2 separate regions of the Homo sapiens genome follow, and region 2 is linked to region 1. Evidence: read pairs that join two places in POLR2A ChIA-PET (ENCODE). Cell type or tissue: MCF 10A. All regions are shown on one strand. Links, peaks and the distances in the headings refer to the core of each region. The heading gives the core; the rest is flanking DNA. Region 1 holds the start of LOC105374151 (a long non-coding RNA gene). Region 2 has its middle 19 kb from the start of TM4SF4.

Evidence for each region. Peaks named below come from ENCODE experiments on the same cell type or tissue, not always from the same donor. Only the 100,000 strongest peaks of a DNase experiment are listed, where the experiment ranks them.
Region 2: POLR2A ChIA-PET joins it to region 1 with 11 read pairs; 5 of 35 experiments call an interaction of 5 or more read pairs at or near these places.

Annotation. Positions count from the first base shown.
Region 1 is chr3:149,396,355-149,406,575 of GRCh38, reverse strand. LOC105374151 (a long non-coding RNA gene) reads left to right here and starts at 1,786. Exons shown (of 3, transcript XR_924574.3): 1 at 1,786-1,958; 2 at 5,135-5,311. In MCF 10A, for the core only: no CTCF peak of the experiment used is centred there; a DNase peak (open chromatin) is centred at 4,805.
Region 2 is chr3:149,450,879-149,461,099 of GRCh38, reverse strand. No RefSeq gene overlaps it. Among named protein-coding and RNA genes, the nearest start is that of TM4SF4, 19 kb to the left of the region's middle. In MCF 10A, for the core only: no CTCF peak of the experiment used is centred there; no DNase peak of the experiment used is centred there.

The sequences.
Region 1 (10,221 bases), core at 1,546-9,545:
AACTTTCCTTCCTTCCTTCCTTCCTCCCTCCCTCCCTCTCTCTCTCCTCTCTCTTTCCTTCTTTCTTTCTTTCCTTCTTTCTTCCTTCCTTCTTTTCTCTTTCTTTTTTCTTTCTTTCTTCCTTTCTTTCCTTCTTTCTTTCTTCCTTTCTTCCTTCTTTTCTCTTTCTTTCTTTCTTTTTTCTTTCTTTCTTCCTTCCTTCCTTTCTCTTTCTTTTTTCTTTCTTTCTTTCTTTTTTTCTTTCTTTCTTTCTCTCTCTCTCTTTCTTTCTTCCTTTCCTTTTTTTTTCTTCAAATAGAGACGGGTCTTACTATGTTGCCCAGGTTGGTCTCAAACTCCTAGCTTCAAGCAAGTCTGCCTCAGCCTTCCGAGTGACTGGGATTACGGGATGCAAGCCACTCAGCCCAGCTTCACATTTAAAACTTTTAGAAGTTATTCTATAACACTGAGTTTGTCAGGTAATGAACCTGAAGATTAATGAAGAAAAGGGAGTGGGCTAGGGAAAAATCAGTATTAGCAAACTTTGTCAATTTTCTTAATTTAAAAGTATACATAAGCACGGAAAATTTGATGTACGGGAGGTGATATGAGCAAATTTAAGTATGCCTCTTACTCATGTTTCCCTGTCCTCCAATTTTCTTCCTCAGAGGCAACCTCTCTAACACATTTTTGTGTTTAAATATATTTTTTGCATGAACAAATATACATGTGTATTTGTATATATGCATATATATTTTCTGACTTTTTTCCTTCTTTCAAAGAATTATTAGTGATATTCTAAGCTCCAGTAACACACAGGGAAAGGTGGCTTGCTAATAGTTTTTTTGTGTAATTTTTTGAGACTGGGGCTTGCTCTGTTGCCCAGGCTGGAGTGCAGTGGCACGATCACAGCTCACTGCAGCCTCTATCTTACGGGCTACAGTCAGCCTCCCACCTTGGCCTCCCGAGAAGCTGGGACTACAGGCATGTACCACAACACCCAGCTAATTTTTTTATTATCTTTTTTCGTAGAGACAAGTTTACACTATGTTGCCCAGGCTCGGCTAATGCTCCTTTGAAGAGCTCCTTCCTTTCCTTTATCTGAGCTCCCACTCCTCTTTGAGTGTTCCCTTAACCTTCCAAATAAACTACTTGCACTCAAGTCCTAGTTTCAGGTCTCTTCTGGGAACCCAAGCTGAGACACAAACTTTATTTTATTAAATTTTTATAGTGCTCTGGGAGGTAGGTGTTTTAAAAAACTCCATCCTGCAGGTGAGGAAACAGAGTCAGCCAAGTAACCGAGTCAAGTTAGAGAATGGCAGCTAAGATTCTAACTCAGGTGGATGGGTGCTTTTCTTTTCTTCCTTTTTCTTTTCTTTTTTCTTTTTTGTTTATATCCCTTGCTTTGCTCTGGGGAATAACCAGCGTCTAACTTCAGAGAGTATAAACCTGCAGTAGCGCTAGCTGGAAAGCAAGGCCTGGTGCTGGCTGTTGGGGGAGCAACACACAAAGGTGTCATTCTTTGTAATGTCAGGCTCCTACTTTTACACGGTTTTCTGTTTTGTCTTTTCATCATAGCCTTCACAATTGTCATATCAAAGTCGTTTCCTAAAAACATTAAGCCTTATAAGATGCACCACATTTGTTTGTAAAATGTACAACTTTTGGAAACTCCATTCAGGGGGTAGACACCAGACCTCCCCCTGGCTCCTGTGCGCATGTTTAATCTCTCTTCAAATGCCCACACCATTTCCTGCAAAAATTGATTGGCTATGGTTCATCACCTCCTCTGGGTGATCTGCTATCTTCCTTCTCTTATGACTCAGGTTATTGACAGCTGGGAAAAGGCACACACCTCTGACTGATGGTGACCCAAAAAGAAATCATAGAGAAGCAAATTTGGCTCCACTGGTTTGATTTTTCCTTCCTTCCTCCTTACACATCCAAGGAGGTTTTGCTCTGGAAATCTCTTGCTATGGGTAAGTGAATGGGTTTGTGGGGTAGGTTCTCATGGAGACGCCTCACCAGGGCCTCTCCCGCTATTTCCTCAGAACCCCACCTAACAGCCACATTACCCTTAGCATTAACTCTTTCAGACACAGACAATAGATATTATAAAAGTATTTTATTAATTCTCTTCACTGTGGTAAGTTTTATGACTTTTATAATCTTTCTAAGAACAATCACAACATTGGATGCCTCTGAATATGGAGATAACAAGACTTGTTTCACAGCATTTCCTCACAATCAAAGTACACTGGAATCAATACTCTTGGGAAAAGTTCCCGAAACACTGGGAAATTAAAAAATTTCCTAAGTGCTAAATGATTCAAATAGTTCAGGATGATAAATTAATTTGGGGATAATTATTTACTATTATTAAATTATTTTAAATAATCTAAACATACATTGTATTTCCACTTAGGTCTTTGTTATCCAATATTATTTCACTATGTCTCAAAATACTATATTTATATATATGCTGGCAATCCTATATATGCATATATGTATTTGTGTGTGTACATACATATACATACATATATACATATATATAAAATCATTTCTCAGCATTTTGGCTGAAATCAAGTGTAGTATATGTTACCAGTTTTATAAATATACATCTATAATCTTAGAGGAACTCCTGTACCTGTGACAGATCAAAGAATTACAGACATGACTGTATGCTACCCTACATAGAAATTGCCAGTTTTGTAGGTAGCCCAAGAGAGTAATATTAGCTCAGATGTAGGAAATGGTGTTTTGTGTACTATACTAGAGATAGATCTTCAACATGTTCTTAAATTTTAACTTTCATGGAAAAATCAAAGGAAAAAGACAAAATTATTATTACATTGAAAAAAATCAAAGGGAGAACAGCCATCAGGTAAGCCATTCAGTCTCCAGAGGACTTGCACTTGTCAGTGGAGCCTCAGCGTGAGTCCACTTAGGAACAAAGTATTTCTCAACAGTTTGTTTGCATCTTCAAAATATCCAGTAGTTATTTTCATGTTACCCAGGAGAAAGACTCTGATGGAAGTGGCTTACGCTGACTAAATTCACAAGAGCCTTATTGAAAAATCAAACCTCCAATTAACTAATTTGGAATGGAAAAAAAAAAAGAGTGCTATTAAAGAGTCTGAAATATCCATATTGTCAGGTCAGAAGTTTCTCTCACTTGTGGAAAAGTCTGCCTAGGAAGTCAATTTACTTTTGAAAAGTTCCTTGTTAAAAACCGAGTGAGCCTAAAGGGAGCTGGATCAGAATAATGGGAGAAATGGCATTATAAAGCATTAACTGAAGTTGAAATGATTTAGGTAACATGTCTATGTCTTTTTCAGAGGCTCAGACTATATATTTTCGGTGGAATTTTAAAATTTTGTTTTTAAATTCATTCTGGTAATAATGCTCAAGTCCCCATAGAAAAACTCACCTCTAACCAAACACTGCATGTTCTCACTCATAAGTGGGAGTTGAACAATGAGAACACATGGACACAGAGAGAAGAACATCACACACTAGGGCGTGTTGGGCGGTGGGGGGTGGAGGGTGGGGGGTGAAGGGAGGGAACTTACAGGACGGATCAATAGGTGCAGCAAACCACCATGGCACACGTATACCTAGGTAACAAACCTGCACATTCTACACATGTATCCCTTTTGTTTTGTTTTAGGAAAAAAAGAAAAACGCACCTCTAAATTGTATTCTAAAGGCATTTGTAACTCATGCATTTGCTAGAGTCGGGTGTTTTGCTCTGAATTTTGGTGTGGCTTAATTCTAATTTCTTTTATAGCAAAGTCCTATCAGTACAATTAAGAAAGGTTTCCTTGATAATATTTTTCTATAGGCTTTCACTTTTTTCTTATCTACTTCCCCTGCCAGTGACCTTTGCCTTTATGTCATCTTGATCATTATGCCACAGACTGAAAACTTTGGAAAGTGCGGAGATATTGCACTCTAATGTAATTGTAATGCGTTAGTTCCATTTTGCCAACACATAGTACTTCAACACTTCACTGGCAAACAAGCTGGTGATGAAAAGGCAGGCTTTCTGCCTTGTGAATACTTCACCAATTTTCTTGATTAGAAGAATTTAAAGAGGGTTACTAAACAAACTGAACTTCCTACATTTTCTATGGACAGAACTTGAGAGTTTAATGTCAGTTGAATTTATTAGCACTATTATATTTATCAAGAATTAGGTAGCATGTTCTTTCTTTCTATCTTCGTATGTTTAGCATCTATTACAATGTCTGGTAGAGAGTAAGTGTCTGGAGACAATTCTCCTTGGATTTCTCACATTTCTACATGTCTCATGAGTAAAGGGATTGACTGACTTTGTTCTGGACTATTTTTCAAGGGTGTTTGTGTAGCAAACCACCTTGGAAGAGTGAAAAAGTGTCTCAAGAGTAATGAGTAGGCATGCTTCCTGTTCGGTGTAAAAGGCCTGATTTCCCTAAGCTCAGAGTTCCTCTCAAATGCTGAAACTGGCTACTGCTACTGCTGTAACAAAGTCACTTGTCTCTGACCCAAGAATCTCATGACTTCTACCAGTTCCTTTGAAACTGGCAAGCTAACAAATAGCTTCAAAATAGGATAAAATAAGCTAAAATCTCAGATCCTTCAAATTCTTAAGAGTAAGTGCTCGAAAAAGGGGGGAGGTTGTTGAATTAATTAATTTAAAAAATATAGGTGGCTTAACATTCTGTTGAATAGTCCACAGTTATCCAAAGAAGGAGCGCAAGAACTTCTATTGGCAAGGAGCTATTTCACAATATATTTTCATTAAAGTACCAGTGTGTGTTAGTCAGCCTATGTTTATTTTAGATATCGTTGTTGACTTTAAAATGTTGGCAGCAGTATGTTTGGACTCAGCTAAACATTGAGTTGCATGATGAGAACTGATTATTTATTTAAGCATTACCTAGTCAGGTAGGAACTGCAGACTTTGGATAGTTTCTACTTGCTTCTACATCAGTGTCCCTAATGGATGAGGCTATAGTTTTGGTATACAGAGCTGAAATTTTATTCTTTCTTTCTAAAAATAACAGCTGATTCTCTTTAGAGTGACATTTTCATTTGGAACACAAAAACATTGACTTTGGTGTTTATTTTTCCATGTACTTTAGAGGTGCATTTGTTTTTCTCTCCATTTTAGAATGCCTAACAAACCTGAACCAGGAAACCCTTTACCAACAGGAAGTGACCCAGTCTTTCTGCATGGCAGGTGGCCACGCTGCCACCTGCTCCCTTCCTGTTAGTCATGACTCCAAGGGTCTTGACAGAGGGTAGTGACAGGCAACTGGAGATCTGGAAAGAAAATCTCTCTTCAAAGGTAAACAAGTGATTTCAAGTCAATCACCTTTCATAATTATCTTAGAAACTGTATGATATATTAGGAGAGAAAAGGTACTAGGATTGGAAACATAGGTTTACTTCCAGTCTTGCTACTTTTTCTGGATTCTGGGCAAGTCATCTGAACTCTCTTAGTTTTTCCAGTTGTAAAATAATAATAATAACGATGAAGTAATAAAACACCTTCTCTACCTATATCAAACATTGTTTTGAGCATCAAACAAAATAGCTCAATTCTGGTCAGTAAATGTAACAACCATATAGCCTTTTCTCAACATTTTGGTTATACATTTAGAAGGGCTTTGAAGACCACAGAAGTTTATATAAATAGAAGTATTGTTAGTATTATTAGTAAGGAGTATACCCAGCACATTGCTTTTAACTTCTTGCATCACTCTTTTGCACTGAACAAAATGTCATTCTAAGGATTAAGCAAATATGCCCTTGAGTGCTATGTATACATGATTGAATTTTTATTTTTTACTTTTCTTTTTATTTTTAGTTGACATGTAATAATTGTATATATTATGGGATACAGTCATATTTCAATACCCATGTATACAATGGATAATGATCATATGAGAGTAATCAGCACATCCATCATCTCAAATATGTATCATTTCTTTGTATTGTGAACATTCAAAATCCTCTCTTTTAGCTTTTTAAAAATATGCAATAAATTATCTTTAACCATATTCCCCTTGCAGTGCTGTAGAGCACCAGAATTCCTTCCTTCTATCTAGCTGTAATTTTGTATCTGTTAACCAACCTCTCCCCAACCTCCCCAGCCCCCTACCGTTCCCAGCCTGTAATAGTCAAAATTCTACTCTCTACTTCTATTAGCACAGAATTTTTTTAGCCCCCACACATGAGTAAGAACATGCAGTACTTATCTTTCTGTGCCTGGGTTATTTTGCTTAACATAATGTCTTCCTGGCTCATCCATATTGCCATGAATGACAGAATTTTATTCTTTTTTATGGCCAAGTAGTATTCCATTGTGTATCTCACATTTTCTTTCTATTCTTCTGTTGATGGACATTTTGGTTGATTCCATACATTGGCTATTGGGAATAGTACTGCTATAAACATGGGAATGCAGATATCCCTTTGATATACTGACTTCTTTCCTTTGGATAACTACCTAATAGAATTAGGTAGATCCAGTAGAATTGCTGGATCATATGGTAGTTCTATTTTTAGTTTTTTGAGAAACCTCCACACTATTTTCCACAATGGGTTTACTAATTCACACTCCCACCAACAGTGTATAAGGGTTCCCCCTTTTCTGCATCCTTGTCAGCATTTGTTATTTTTTGTTGTTTTCACAATAGCCGTTCTAACAGGGGTGAGGTGATATTTCATTGTGGTTTTGATTTGCATCTCTCTGATGATTAATGATGTTGAGAATTTTTTCATATATATATTTGTGGTCATTTGTCTGTCTTTGGAGATATTAATATGTCTATTTGGATCATTTGCCCATGTAATTCCAATTGGTTGGCACCTGCAAAGCCATTTCTAAGATCCTCTCATGACTGTGGGTGGATGGAAGGATGAACACTTGGGTGGCTAAAGCAAACGTGGACTTTTGTTGTTCTTGTGAGGGCTGGTGGGGCAGAATGCTTTTATACAGCCATGAAGTAGCAGGGAAAAAAGCTCTGAGATCCTCCAGTGTGTAGGGAATATTCTCTGCTTTTCTCATGCTCTGTACCAATCAAACCTGGGCTCTTGTTCCTTAATGTACTGTCATTAGCTTTGCCTTTCTCTTATCCCATAGTCCTGTACTATAGTGAGAAAAAGACATAGAAAAGACTGCACAGCTCTTCGTAGCTTACAAATCATTTTCATAATTGTCATCATGTTTAAACATCACTATGACACTGCTACGTAGGCATAATTGCACCTGTTTTATGGTGAATAAACTGACAATCAAGGTTAAGGGACATACCAAGGTCACGCAGGAGATGAAGCTGGGGCTTAAGAGGCCTCTGTCAAGCTCATGGTTGTTTCATTCTTCTGGGCTGCCTCTGGGTTAAAACTTTTTAAAAAGTAAATTCTGAAATAGTTAGAATGGATTATGGTAGGAGAGAGTGCAGAATGAGTTTGCAGTGAAGCATCTTAGAGGGACAACACAATAGTAAACCTCCTCTTCCTTCTCATATCTTATAATCAAGGATTAAGAAGCTCCTTGCCTTCTTGTTAAGAAATTGATCGCATTAGGGTCATCTCTATATTAATGGCAGAAATTGAGTCAATATGTTGATCTTGGGCCCCTGAAAACAAGGGTTCTTTGGGTCCAGGGATAGAATTCAGGCAGTCCATGGGCCTGGATGAAGAAAAAAATTCCTGTTTTTGATTTCTTGAACTTCTAGCATTTCTCTCAGTTATGAATTTAGACTCCAAACCATGGCAATTATTAGCTCTTCCTATAAGTATGTCACCAATATAAATACAATATATTTTCCTATCACATAATTTTAAATATAGTAATGCACTGCATAAAAATTCCAGTTAACTACAGACTGCTTATGCAACAGTGGTCCCATAAGATTATATATGTTTACTGTACATTTTCTATGTCTGGATACACAAATGCCTTCTGTTGTGTGACAATTTCTTACAGTATTCAGTACAGTAACTTGCTGCAGCCTAGGAACAATAGTCTAAACTATACATCCAGTTGTGTAGTAGGCTATATCATCATAGGTTTGTGTAAGTACACTTTGTGGATATTTGCACAGTGACAAAATTGCCTAATGACACATTTCTCAGGATGTACCCTGATGTACTCAGGATGGTGCTTCACCATCAAGCAATGCACAACTGTACCTTGAAACTATCCTTTGCACTCATCACAACTTCAAAATACGGTAGCTGGATCTTATTATTTAATATGTTAAGAAACACACATATGTTATTTTATAATGAAGTTTTAAGAGTCATTTTGATAATTGTATTTCCATATAATTATTTTTCTATTTCAATTGTCTATTTCAAATAGAATCTTATGTATTCTATTTTATGCCTTTAAAAACATTACTCTGAGAGGGGTACAGGTGTCACTCTGCTACCACATGGGTCCACAGTGCAAATAAAAGTTTTAAAAACTTGCTCTAAAAAGACATTCACTGAAAATCTTAAATTATTCCCTAGGAACAAAATTTTCAAAACTTTTTTTTTTTTAAGGAAGAGAGATGTTAGGGCAACAATTCCTTAATTTCATCATCTCTTCCATTTATTTACTTGATTGAATGAATTCTTGACAGATAGCACATGTGCAATAAACATTCATAGAAATGATGTCCCTTTTTATTCTTGGCAAAATTAGCGTTGTGCTGAAAACAAAATGAGTTTGGTTCATGGGACATTTCCTGAAAGGAATGACAGTTTAAGACAGAATAAAGTGGAAAGGGAAGGAATATCTATGTGGAGGAATTAGCCAACGATAAGATCTTACCTTGAAGAAGACCTTCTGCATTGAGTCTGAAAACAACATTTGTGTTTATGTGAAAATCCATGCCCTGACCTAACTCTCTGTGTCCTGTCAGCCTAGGTAATCAAATTATGCATGAAATAATTTCATAATTTTATTTTCAACTGACAAGCACTACATTATACATTCAATCTGTTCACATGAGATAATATATTTCTTGCAGTAACATCTGTTAATATATGCTTGTTCTCAAAAAACGATTATATTACAAATCTTAATCTAGGTACAGAAATGAAAGGGTCCAGGCATTTGATTAATATATATTGATTAATCCTATATAGCAGGAGAAGCTCAGGAATTGTCTGATAAAACTCTCCCAACAGTCTAGTTGAGTCTTTCATTTTGCTGCTAGAAATCATTTTGCTTGGTTTGCTGCTGCTTCTTACATGGATCCACACTGGGCAGACTCTTGAGAGGTGGAAAAATAAGTTAGATGACTATTAAGGGCAGTTTGCAGAGCATGTTTAGAAACCGCACAAGAATGGGGAGAAAGAGTGTTTGGTTGCTCCCCCTGGAGCTTATATTTTTACAATGCTAAACTCTGAGGTTCAGGAAGCAGACCATATTTTTCATGTCCCCATGAATTTTCCTGACTAATCTATCTCCCTAGAATGCTCTTCTTGTCCCTATTTACTCTCTGCAACTTAAGATCTGCTAATACTAAGTCATCAGTTTCTTGTAAAATTTTCACCTGACCCCTACTCTTGTTCCAGATTGGGTTACCTACTCCTCTGTACTGCTAAAATCCCCTGTCCTCCTTCCATGGGCAGGCACTGCTCTCATGTCCTCCCACCATACCCTTCTACCCTCGACTCAACATCAAACTCTAGACCGTGACCATTTTGAGACCGAAATTATGCCCTTGAGTTACAGGCAAATATTAGGTTCTTTAGATTTTCTGCAGAATTAATTGAATGAAAAATGAACGAGGCCAACAAGTAAAAGGAGACAAATGAGACAGGCAACATGAAGACTGAAGGGTATGTAAAGAAGGGTAGGGAGGTTAGCCAGCCCCAGCCGATCTTACTTCTAAGATGTTGACAGAAGTGTGTGCGTGCATGTGTGTTTGCATGGGAGCAGTAGTAGCCCAGGGAAGGTGAACTTTAAACTTGACTGCATAGAAATACTTCCAATATAGCAGGTACGAATGTCACTGTGCCACTTTCTGGTGTGTAAATGTGACAGAAAAATTAGTTCTGTACTTTCACTCATGTGACGGTAGAAAATTCAATCTCAGTAATATTTGGCGGCTTTGGTGTTCATCCAAAAATCTCCTAGTGTTTGGAGTGACAGAAGCTTGCAGGTTCCTTGTCAGAGTCTTCGGTGGCTCACCAGTGTTTGAAAGCATTGGACAGGCCATATGTTCCAGCCAGACCAGAGATGCACCTCAGGGT
Region 2 (10,221 bases), core at 1,539-9,538, 55 kb before region 1:
TACATATACTATCATACACAAAACTTTATTTATTTTGTAAAATGAAGTCCAGGATTTGGCATCATATACTAAACACTGACTTTTTTTTAACAGAAAATATTATCAGATATTTTGAATAGTCCAGGCAAAACTATAGTGTATTCAGTTGAGATCCTACATCACATCCTCACGTCATCTCATGAGTGTGTATGTGTATGACTATCTTTCAGTATTCACTGTGTGTTCCTATCATCATCTTACTCGATCCCGCCAATGAAGTGGGCAGGCCAGCCAGGTAGGGATTATTATAGCCAGTATTTTTTATGAATGAGGAAACTGAGGCCAGAGAGGTCTAGAGAGTAGCCAAAGTTCACACAACCAGCAAGTGGCAGAGACAGAATTAGAGTAAACATCCTCTGACTTCTGGGCTAGGACTCTAGCTGCTGCCATGCAGGGAAAAACAGAATGTCCATAGCAGAAAGCTTGGCAGCCACGTAACCCCAACTACCAGCTCTAACCATATATGGCCAAGTCTCCTGCTCACTCAGCCTCCTTCTTCACCACCCACTCAGGTAAAAGTGACCTGAAGAAATACATATAGGGGATTTAATTATTACATTATTATTAATAATAAGTGGTCATTTTGTTGACAGAATATTGTCTAATATCAGGATTGGAGATTTTGCATTTTCTTCTGTGTTGGTTAGTGATTGTTGTGTAACAAATCAGCCCAAAGCTCAAGAGCTGAAAGCAACATTGGCAAGGCCAGAAATGACCTTGCAGTCTCAGGCACACAGCTGTCCAAAAGCTGAGGCCCAAGCAGAAAAGCAGATTGTGGCCAACTGCTGCTAGAATGGAACTTGCTTTCTGCCTGTGGCTCACACATTCTCTCTTTGATTCCCCAGCTCATTCATAAGAATTTCTTCACTTTGAGCTGCCAAAAGGCCGCAGAGAACTATTTTTAAATGTGAAGAATACTCTGAGAAAAATCATGTTTTTACTTTTTACTGTTTCTTTACTATGAAGCTGGTTATCATGCCTCTTAAAATTACTCCTGTTTTCTAAAACTGTTGTCCATTTGCAATTACACCATTAAACGAAAACTCTTTCTCCTCACATTTCTATAGAGGAGCAAATGTGACATTGTGGTGCACCAAGTTAAAACACTTTTTCTTTCTTCATTTCTTCTGGTAAGGAAAAGCAGATGAAATGATATGTCTGGGGATTTGCGACACTAGTGTGGGTGGGTGCGGAGACACAGCAACAATTGGCCAAGGAAGCTGGTGATTGCTACGGTGAAGGAGATAGATGGATTCATAACACAGCTAAGACTATTTTACTCCCTAGAATCAGAGACTGACAGAGCTAGAAAGTTATCTAGCCCAAACTAGTTATATTGTAGATAAGATAATGGGGGCCTGGTGAGATAGTGCCCAAGGCTACGCAAATGTGGGTCTTGAACTCCAGCCCTTCCCACATCCACGCCAGTGTTGCACAGGGTCACTTTATACTGTATTCCTTAATCTTTCCTGACTCATATGTCATAATTTTACTGTCATCAAAAGTTTGAGAACTGTCTTTAAGCAACTATGTTGACTTGGATCTCAATAAGAATGCAGACAAAGAGAAGACTATTTCATTTATTTAGGTCATAATATAATTTTGTAAGCAAAAAGTACAAAATGCACAATAGATATGTGCTTTATATATAATGTAAGTGTTCAGTATATATATTTAAAATATAATTACTTGGAACTTTCTCAAATTAATTCTCCCTTTGTACACACACACACACACACACTTCAGGTTCTTGATTCTAAACTCAAACAGCATATATTTTTCTTTTTTCTGGCACTTATTACCTCCTACTTTGTATTTAATTTACAAATTATGATATGATATGTCATATCATATCATATCATATCATATCATATGTCAATTTTTATACTTTTAGTAGAAATGGGGTTTCCCCATGTTGGCCAGGCTGGTCTCAAACTCCTGACCTCAGGTAATCCACTCGCCTCGGACTCCCAAACTGCTGGGATTACAGGCGTGAGCCACCGCACCCAGCCTGGACCCACACTCTTTTAAAAAATTGTAGCAATATATATATTACATAAAATTTACCATTATAATCATTTTAAAGTATACAATTCAGTGGCATTAAGTGGCATCCTTGTGCAACTATCATCAGTACTCATCTCTAAAACTTTTTAATCTTTCCAAGCTGAAATTCTATACCCATTAAACACCAGCTCCCCATTCTAGCCTCCTCCCAGTCCCTAGTAACCACTATTTTACTTTCTCTGTCTGTGAATTTGACTATTCTAGGTACCTCATGTAAATAGAAGCATACAATATTTGTCCTTTTGTAATGGATTTATTTCACTTATCATAATGTTTCAAGGTTTATCCATGTTATAGCATGTGTCAGAATTTTATTCCTTTTAAAGAGACTCGTGCTTTTTTTTTCAGCAGCTAGAACAACTAAGCTTGCAAAAATGATTAGTTAAAATTGAATTGCTCTCCTCAGGTGATTTGGCAATGGGCAATCCAGGGTATTGGGTCCACAGTCTGTCACCGTGCTCACCCTAGCAGGGATGGGCAGTACCCTGATGCTACTCCACTCTCAACGAGTTGTCCTGTCTAGTCAGGTTTCCTCAGTGATATGGTTTGGCTTTGTGTCTCCATCCAAATCTCATCTCGAATTGTAATCCCCATGTGTGGAGGAAGGGAAGTGATTGGATCATGGGGGCAGTTTCCCCCGTGTTATTCTCATGACAGTGAACAAGTTTTCACAAGGTCTGACAGTTTTATAAGGGGATCTTCCGCCTTCATTTTCTCTTCTCTCTTTCCTGCTGCCTTGTGAAGAAGGTACTTGCTTCTCCTTTGCCTTCCACCATGATTGTAAGTTTTCTGAGGCTTCCCCAGTCATGTGGACCTGTGAGTCAATTAAACTTCTTTCCTTTAAAAATTACCCAGCCTCAGGTATGTCTTTATAGCAGTGTGAAAATGGACTAATACACCTGGCATGGCTCCCCTAGCCTCCAGAGTAATAATGCCCCTTCCTTATTAATCTCAATTACCAACACCCCCCTTCCTTTGTTAATTTACATTACCAACCCTACCACAATCCCACCTGCCCACACACCAGGCTGTCCATCCTGAAGTATTCAACTTGGTCCTGCTACTGTGTTCTTCTTTGATCTCTAACCTGTTATTGATAAATAAACTTCTTGGTCTCTTCTGCTCTTGATATTCAATACCAAGTTTAAGTCTACTTTTGATGGTGAGTTTAAAAACTTCATTCAGAATATCATTTACTCTGTCAGGGTAAATTTAGATCATAAAGAATAATGTTGACAGTAATAAGGGTAGAAATGGGGAGTCAGCAAAGAAAGACTTAGGTTTAATATACATTCCAAATATCATCCTTTCACGGTCATGTCTTTTTTCTTTTCCTTCTTTCTTTTTTTTTTTTTTTTTTTTTTTTTGAGACAAAGTCTCCCTCTGTCACCCAGGCTGGAGTGCAGTGGCGTGATCTTGGCTCAGCGGAGCCTCCACCTCCCAGGTTCAAGGGATTCTCCTGTCTCAGCCTCCTGAGTACCTGGAATTACAGGTGCACACCACCACGCCCGGCTTACTTTTGTATTTTTGGTAGAGATCAGGTTTCTCCATGTTGGCCAGGCTGCTCTTGAACTCCTGGGCTCAAGCCATCCACCCACCTCCGCCTCCCAAAGTGCTGGGATTACAAGAGTGAGCCACTGTCCCTGTCCCTTTCACAGTCATTTCTGACAGCTAAGCTTTTGGGAAGGGAGAAGAGAGGTCATTCTTCTTGACAAGTATTGGAATTCAGTTATTCTGTGCTAATAATTAAAGTCTGAATCTGGTTTAAAATCCAGTTATGAGAATCTTGGTGCATAATGAAGACACACGCCCAACATAGGTCATCTCTGCTTGGTGATGGCCAAGCCAGTAATAAGAGGCAAGGCTAAGATTTCTCTCTCCAAATAATTTGTTGTATTTTATATGATTCAACATAATTTGCCATCATTTAGCCAAGAAAGATTTTTAGGTGATTATTACAAAACACCCACCATGGTTTTAAAAAACAGCAGCAGCGTCAAAATTAATTCAATGAAATATCCACAAATATTTTGTTTTGTGAAAAGTAATGTCCTAGTGCCCAGTAAGTTTTTTCAAATGCAGATTGAGATCCAGTAGGGAGTCATGAGCTCAACTTAGAAGGTCAGTATTTAATTTTAAAAATGAAATAAAAATAGAAGGAAATAGAGAATACTGGAGTACATCACAATTAGTAAGAATAAATATTGTTTTGTTAAATTTTTAATCTGGTAAGGTATGAGTATGTGTGTGTGTGTGTGTGTGTGTGTGTGTGTGTGTTATATTTTGTGGTATAGTTTATACTGAGTATAATGTGCTTCTTACTGAGGGTTCCAGCAGAGGAGAGTAGTTTGAGAAATTTTCCTTGTTAACTGAATGAACAGATTGCAAAGCAGTCCAGCTTACTGCCCTCTACAAGTAAAATGTTGCCAGATATCTACTCAAAATGCATTTGATTATAGAGTGGGCAATAATAAATACGTAGCAAGAATATCTTACATTTTCAGATACTCTTTGTTTTTCTTCATTCAAACATGATTTTTTTTCTTCTCTAGAAAAGGATTTTAAAAAGCTTATAAACACTTGAATATAATATAACATAACATACACACTGTAAATAATGAGTGGTAAAAATAATCCAAACAGAAAAATAGGTTGAGAAGGTGGTATGGAACCAGGACTGAAGGTAGCAGTATTCAGTAAACTCACACACCCTGGAAAGTGGTAAAACAATGAAAAAGGATAGGAGTACCCTCTGACATTTAGGACTGACTTGACATTCACACCTAGACCTCAATGCTATTACAAGTTGGTCTGACACACACAGCCAGGCCATGTTATTTTCCTCTTGAATATAAACAATCTCACAGAATATCTATATCTAACGAGGTCACTCTTAGGCCATGATAAAGTGAGACAAAAATAAGGTCACTGTGCAACACAAAATAACAGATATTTTCTTCTCTTGCTGAATGAGTGACAGTGACTTCTTTACCAATGACAGCTTTAATGTCTCCCTAGGCTGTGTGTTCCCCACAGATAAGACCTATCGAGATTCCCAAAAGTAGGATTGCCTCCACTTACTGATAATACCCAATCTGGAGAGAACCCTGTTTTCTTAGACTCTCCCTAAAATTACTCAACCAAACCCCAAATTCTATACCGGGTTGTTTTTGACAACCCTTTTCTGAGATACTCCATGACACTTTCATGGAGTTTTCAAGGTATTTTCCCTTACTGCAGTTTGTGAAAAACCCAACTTGTTCAACTACAGGTGTCTCTGGCAGTCTTTGTCTGAGAGTATAGATAACAGCAAAGCTGATTGTCGGCACCATGTCTTGCATGGGACAACAAAAAATCTCATTAGAAGCGCCTTTCCATCCTTCAGAGAGTGTGTAGGTGTGTTCATATGTGGGGTATGTGTAGGAGGACAGCAGTCGTAAAGAGCTAGCTTCATGGAGCTTTATCACCTCAATATCTTTTGGACTGAAAATTATCAGTTGCTGAAACTTAAAGAGTACCCAGAGTATTTTCAGGTGTGGTAATGTTTTTAGTTGTGTTTTTAAAAAGTACTTATCTTTTAAAGATAGATACCAGAATAGTTATGGATAAAGCACTGTGATATCTAGCTAAGGCTTGCTTCGAAATCATTTAGGGCAGCAGGGAAGTGGATTAGGGTGTGGAAGAAATAAGACTGGTCATGAGCTAATAATAATTGAAACTGGGTGATGGTCCTATTAAAGTTTATCACTATATTTTCTTTAACGTTAAAAATTTCCATAGTAAAAAGTAAAAATAAAAAGATCTCTGAAGTCCAATTGCTCATTTGTGTTTCCAGTTTGGGGAACACCAAAGCTAAATGAGGCTATGTCTGAATATGCTGAGAAGCAGGGTGTTGGAATTTAGTAGCAGATTCCAGAGTTTTGTGTGGGTGTGGAGGTGAGGCAGGACAGGCTTTGGAAAGATGTTATTCAAGGGGAGCAGAGAGTTCAGGCAGATTTCAAGCCAAATGTATACTCCAACTGCAACATCCATCTGAAGGGTTTGGGCAATCAGGTATGAGGCAACAAGGAAGGAATCTGAGATGCAGGAACAGAGCAAGGAGGTCTGAAATAGTGAGTGGAGATTGAAAGCTAGATATACTCCTTCAGTAGAGCCTGGCATGCCTGAGATCATGTCTGCTGCTGTGGAGGGAATTCTTAAAGAGAACTACTTAGTTGGTATTGCTTGAGTCACAGAATCAAATAATTTTGCTTTTTAAAAATCGGATATCATGATTTTTCTAAGGTTCGACACTTAAAAATCAAACACCATGCTTGTGAAAATAAATTCCTAAAATTGCTTTCCATTTTAATGGGGCTGACTTTTTTATTTCATCATTAAATATTTCTGGAGAGAAGGAACAATTCATTCATTCAAAGAATATTATTGAGCATCTAGTATATGCAAGCCTCAGACCTATGTGCTGGAGATAAATAATATCTGACTATATAGAGCTTAGGCTCTGGTGAGGAAGATAGAGGGTAATCCAACAATCATACAAATATTAAATTACAAACTAAGGTAAGTGCCCTGAAGAAGTACAAGGAGCTATTAAAGCATGTACCTTATTCTTTTTAGAAGAATTACCTGAATAACTCATTGGAATCTATAATTACTGGAAACATAGAAGGAAATAGGGCAGTATCAGGAGATGGGAGCAAGAGCAGGCATTTGGTTTGAATGATCAGAATTCTTGGTTTTTACTCTAGAGACAGAGCAATGAGTTACACAGTGACAGGCTCACATGGAGGATAAAATTTGCTGGCTAAAAAAAAAAAGCCCAAGGTGACAAAATCATCTTAGTCGTGAGGAAAACATAATCCGATACAAAAATTTGCCCTTTTTTTGGGAATAGTTTTAATTGGTAGGAACTCAGAAGCCTGAGGCATGTGGTAGATGATGTCTATCTTGCACTTGGTTGAAGAACTTCCAACTAAAAAATAACACAAGTAAACATCTTGTGTTTCTACGCACATGAAACTCATATATCTTATCCATCAGTGGTAGCTTGTCTCCAAAGACATTCACCATTAATCCCTTCCCTTTGTGCACATACATGCCATTCCCCTATGGAGAGGTGGAAACTACCCCTCCTCCTTCTTGAATCTTGGCTGGTCTGTACTTGCCTTTCGCTATCAGAATATGGCATAAGAGACCTGGGCCATTTCTGGGCTAAGGTTCTAAGATTATTGGTAGTTTCTGCTTCCTGTTTCTTCCTTTTCTTAGAGCATTAAGTCACCATACAGTACATCTAGACTACTCTTCTGGAGAAAGACACCATGTGGAGGAGCATGGAGGCAATAAAATAGAGGGTGAAGAAGCTGTCTTGGAAGCCCAGCCCAGACAAGCCTCCAGATGACTCAACTGCTGACTGCCATTGCATGAGAACCAACCAGCCAGGTTTAGTAAATCTTCAGAACCATGAGAGTCAACAATACATTGTTGTTTTAAGACCCTACTGATATGGTTTGGATCTGTGTCCTCATCCAAATCTCATGTTCAATTGTAACCCCCAGTGTTGGAGGTAAGGTCTGGTAGGAGGTGATTGGATCATGGAGGCAGTTTCTCATGAATAGTTTAAAGCACCATGACCTCAGTGCTGTTGTCATGATAGCGAGTGAGTGAATTATTGTGAAATCTGATTGTTTAAAAGTGGTAGCACCTCTTCCCCCACTCTTGGTCCTGGCTGATAACCAATTGAAACCCTTTTCTTTATAAATTACCCAGTCTCAGGTATTTCTTTGTAGCAATGTGAGAACAGACTAATACAGAAAATTGGTACCAAGTAGTGGGGCATTGCTATACAGATATCTGAAAATGTAGAAGCAGCTTTGAAATTGGGTAATGGGCAAAGGTTGGAACAGTTTGGAGGGCTCAGAAGAAGACAGGAAGATGAGAGAAAGTTTGGAACTTCCTAGAAACTTGTTGAATGGTTGTGACCAAAATGCTGAGAGTGATATGGACAGTAAGTCCATGCTGAGGAGGTGTCAGATGGAGATGAGGAACTTATTGGGAACTGGAGCAAAGGTCACTTTTGTTATGCATTAGCAAAACACTTGGAGCCATTGTGCCCCTGCTCTAGTGATTTGTGGAACTTTGAACTTGAGAATGATAATTTAGGGTATCTGGCAGAATACATTTCTGAGTGGCAAAGTGTTCAAGACGTGACCTGTCTGCTTCTAACACCCAATGTTCATATGCATGAGCAAAGAAATGATGTAAAACTGGAACTTACATTTAAAGGGGAAGCAGAGCATAAAAGTTTGAAAAATTTGCAGCCCAGCCATGTGTTAGAAAAGAAAAGCCCGTTTTTCAGAGGAGAAACTCAAGTGGGCTGCAGAAATTCACATAAGTAAAAAGGAGATAAGTGCTAATATCCAAGACAATGGGAAAGGCCTCAATGGCATTTCAGAAACCTTTCCAGCAGTACTGCCCATCACAGGCCCAAAGGACTAGGAGACAAGAATGGTTTCATGGGCCAGGCCCAGGGTCTCACTGCACTGTGCAGCATCAGGGTCCTGGATACTCCAGCTCCATCCGTGGCTCAAAGGGGCCCAGGTAGAGCTTGGGCCACTGATTCAGAGGGTGCCATCAATAAGCATTGGCAGCTTCCACGTGGTGTTAAGACTGCAGGTGCACAGAGTGTAAGAGTTAAGGCTTGGGAGCCTCCACCTAAATTTCAGAGGACGTACTGAAAAGCCTGGATGTCCAGACAGAAGCCTACTGCAGAGGTGGAGCCCTTACAGAGAACCTCTACTAGGGCAGTGCAGAGGGGAAATGTGAGGTTGGACCCCCAACCCAGAGTCCCCATTGGGGCTCTGCCTATGCCTAGTGGAGCTGTGAGAAGGGGGCCACTGCCCTCCAGACCCCAGAATGGTAGATCCACTGGCAGCTTGTACCCTGAACCTGGAAAAGCCACACTCAGCACCAACCCATGAAAGCAGCCACAGGGGCTGACTCCTGCAAAGCCACAGGGGTGGAGATGCCCAAGGCCTTGGGAGCCCACCATTTGCATGAGAGTGCCCTGAATGTGGGACATGGTGTCAAAAGAGATTATTTTGGAGCTTTAAGGTTCAATGGCTGCCCGGATAGGTTTTGAACTTGCATGGGGCCCGTAGTCCCTTTCTTTTGGCCAGTTTCTCCTTTTTGGAATGGGAGTGTTTTACCCAATGCTGGTACCCCCATTGTATCTTTCTTTCTTTCTTTTTCTTTCTTTTTTTTTTTTTTTTGAGACAGGGTCACACTCTGTTGTCTAGGCTGGAGTGCAGTGGTGTGATCTCAGTTCACTGCAACATTTGCCTCCTGGGCTCAGCCAATCCTCCCACCTCAGCCTCCTGAGTAGCTGGGACCACAGGCACACACCACCATGCCCAGCTAATGTTTGTATTTTTTTGTAGAGATGGGGTTTCACCATGTTGACCAGGCTGACTTCAAACTCCTAGTATCAAGCAATATGCCTGCCTCAGCCTCCAAAAGTGCTGGGATTACAGGCATGAGCCACCATTCCAAGCTCCCCCATTGTATCTTGAAAGTAACTAACTTGTTTTTGATTTTGCAGGCTCATAGGTAGAAGGGGCTTGCCTTGTCTCAGATGAGACTTTGGACTTTGGACTTTTGAGTTAATGCTGAAATGAGTTAAGACTTTGTGGGACTGTTGGGAAGGCATTATTGTATTTTGCAATTCAAGAAGGACATGAGAATTGGGAGGGCTCAGGGGAAGAATAGTATGGTTTGGATCTGTATCTGCACCCAAATCTTATGTTGAATTGTAATCCCCAGTGTTGGAGGTGGAGCCTAGTGGGAGATGATTGGATCATGTGGGTGGTTTCTCATAAACAGTTTGGTACCACCCCCTCGGTGCTGTTCTTGTGACAGTGAGTGAGTTATCATGAGATCTAGTTGTTTAAAGGAGTATAGCACCTCCACCATCTCTCTTTCTTGGTTCTGCTCCTGCCATGTAAGAGATCTGTCCCCACTTTGTTTCCCACTATGAGTACAATCTCCCTGAGGCTTCCCCGGAAGCAGATGCTGCCATATTCCTCTATAGCCCATGGAACCATGAGCCAATTAAACCTC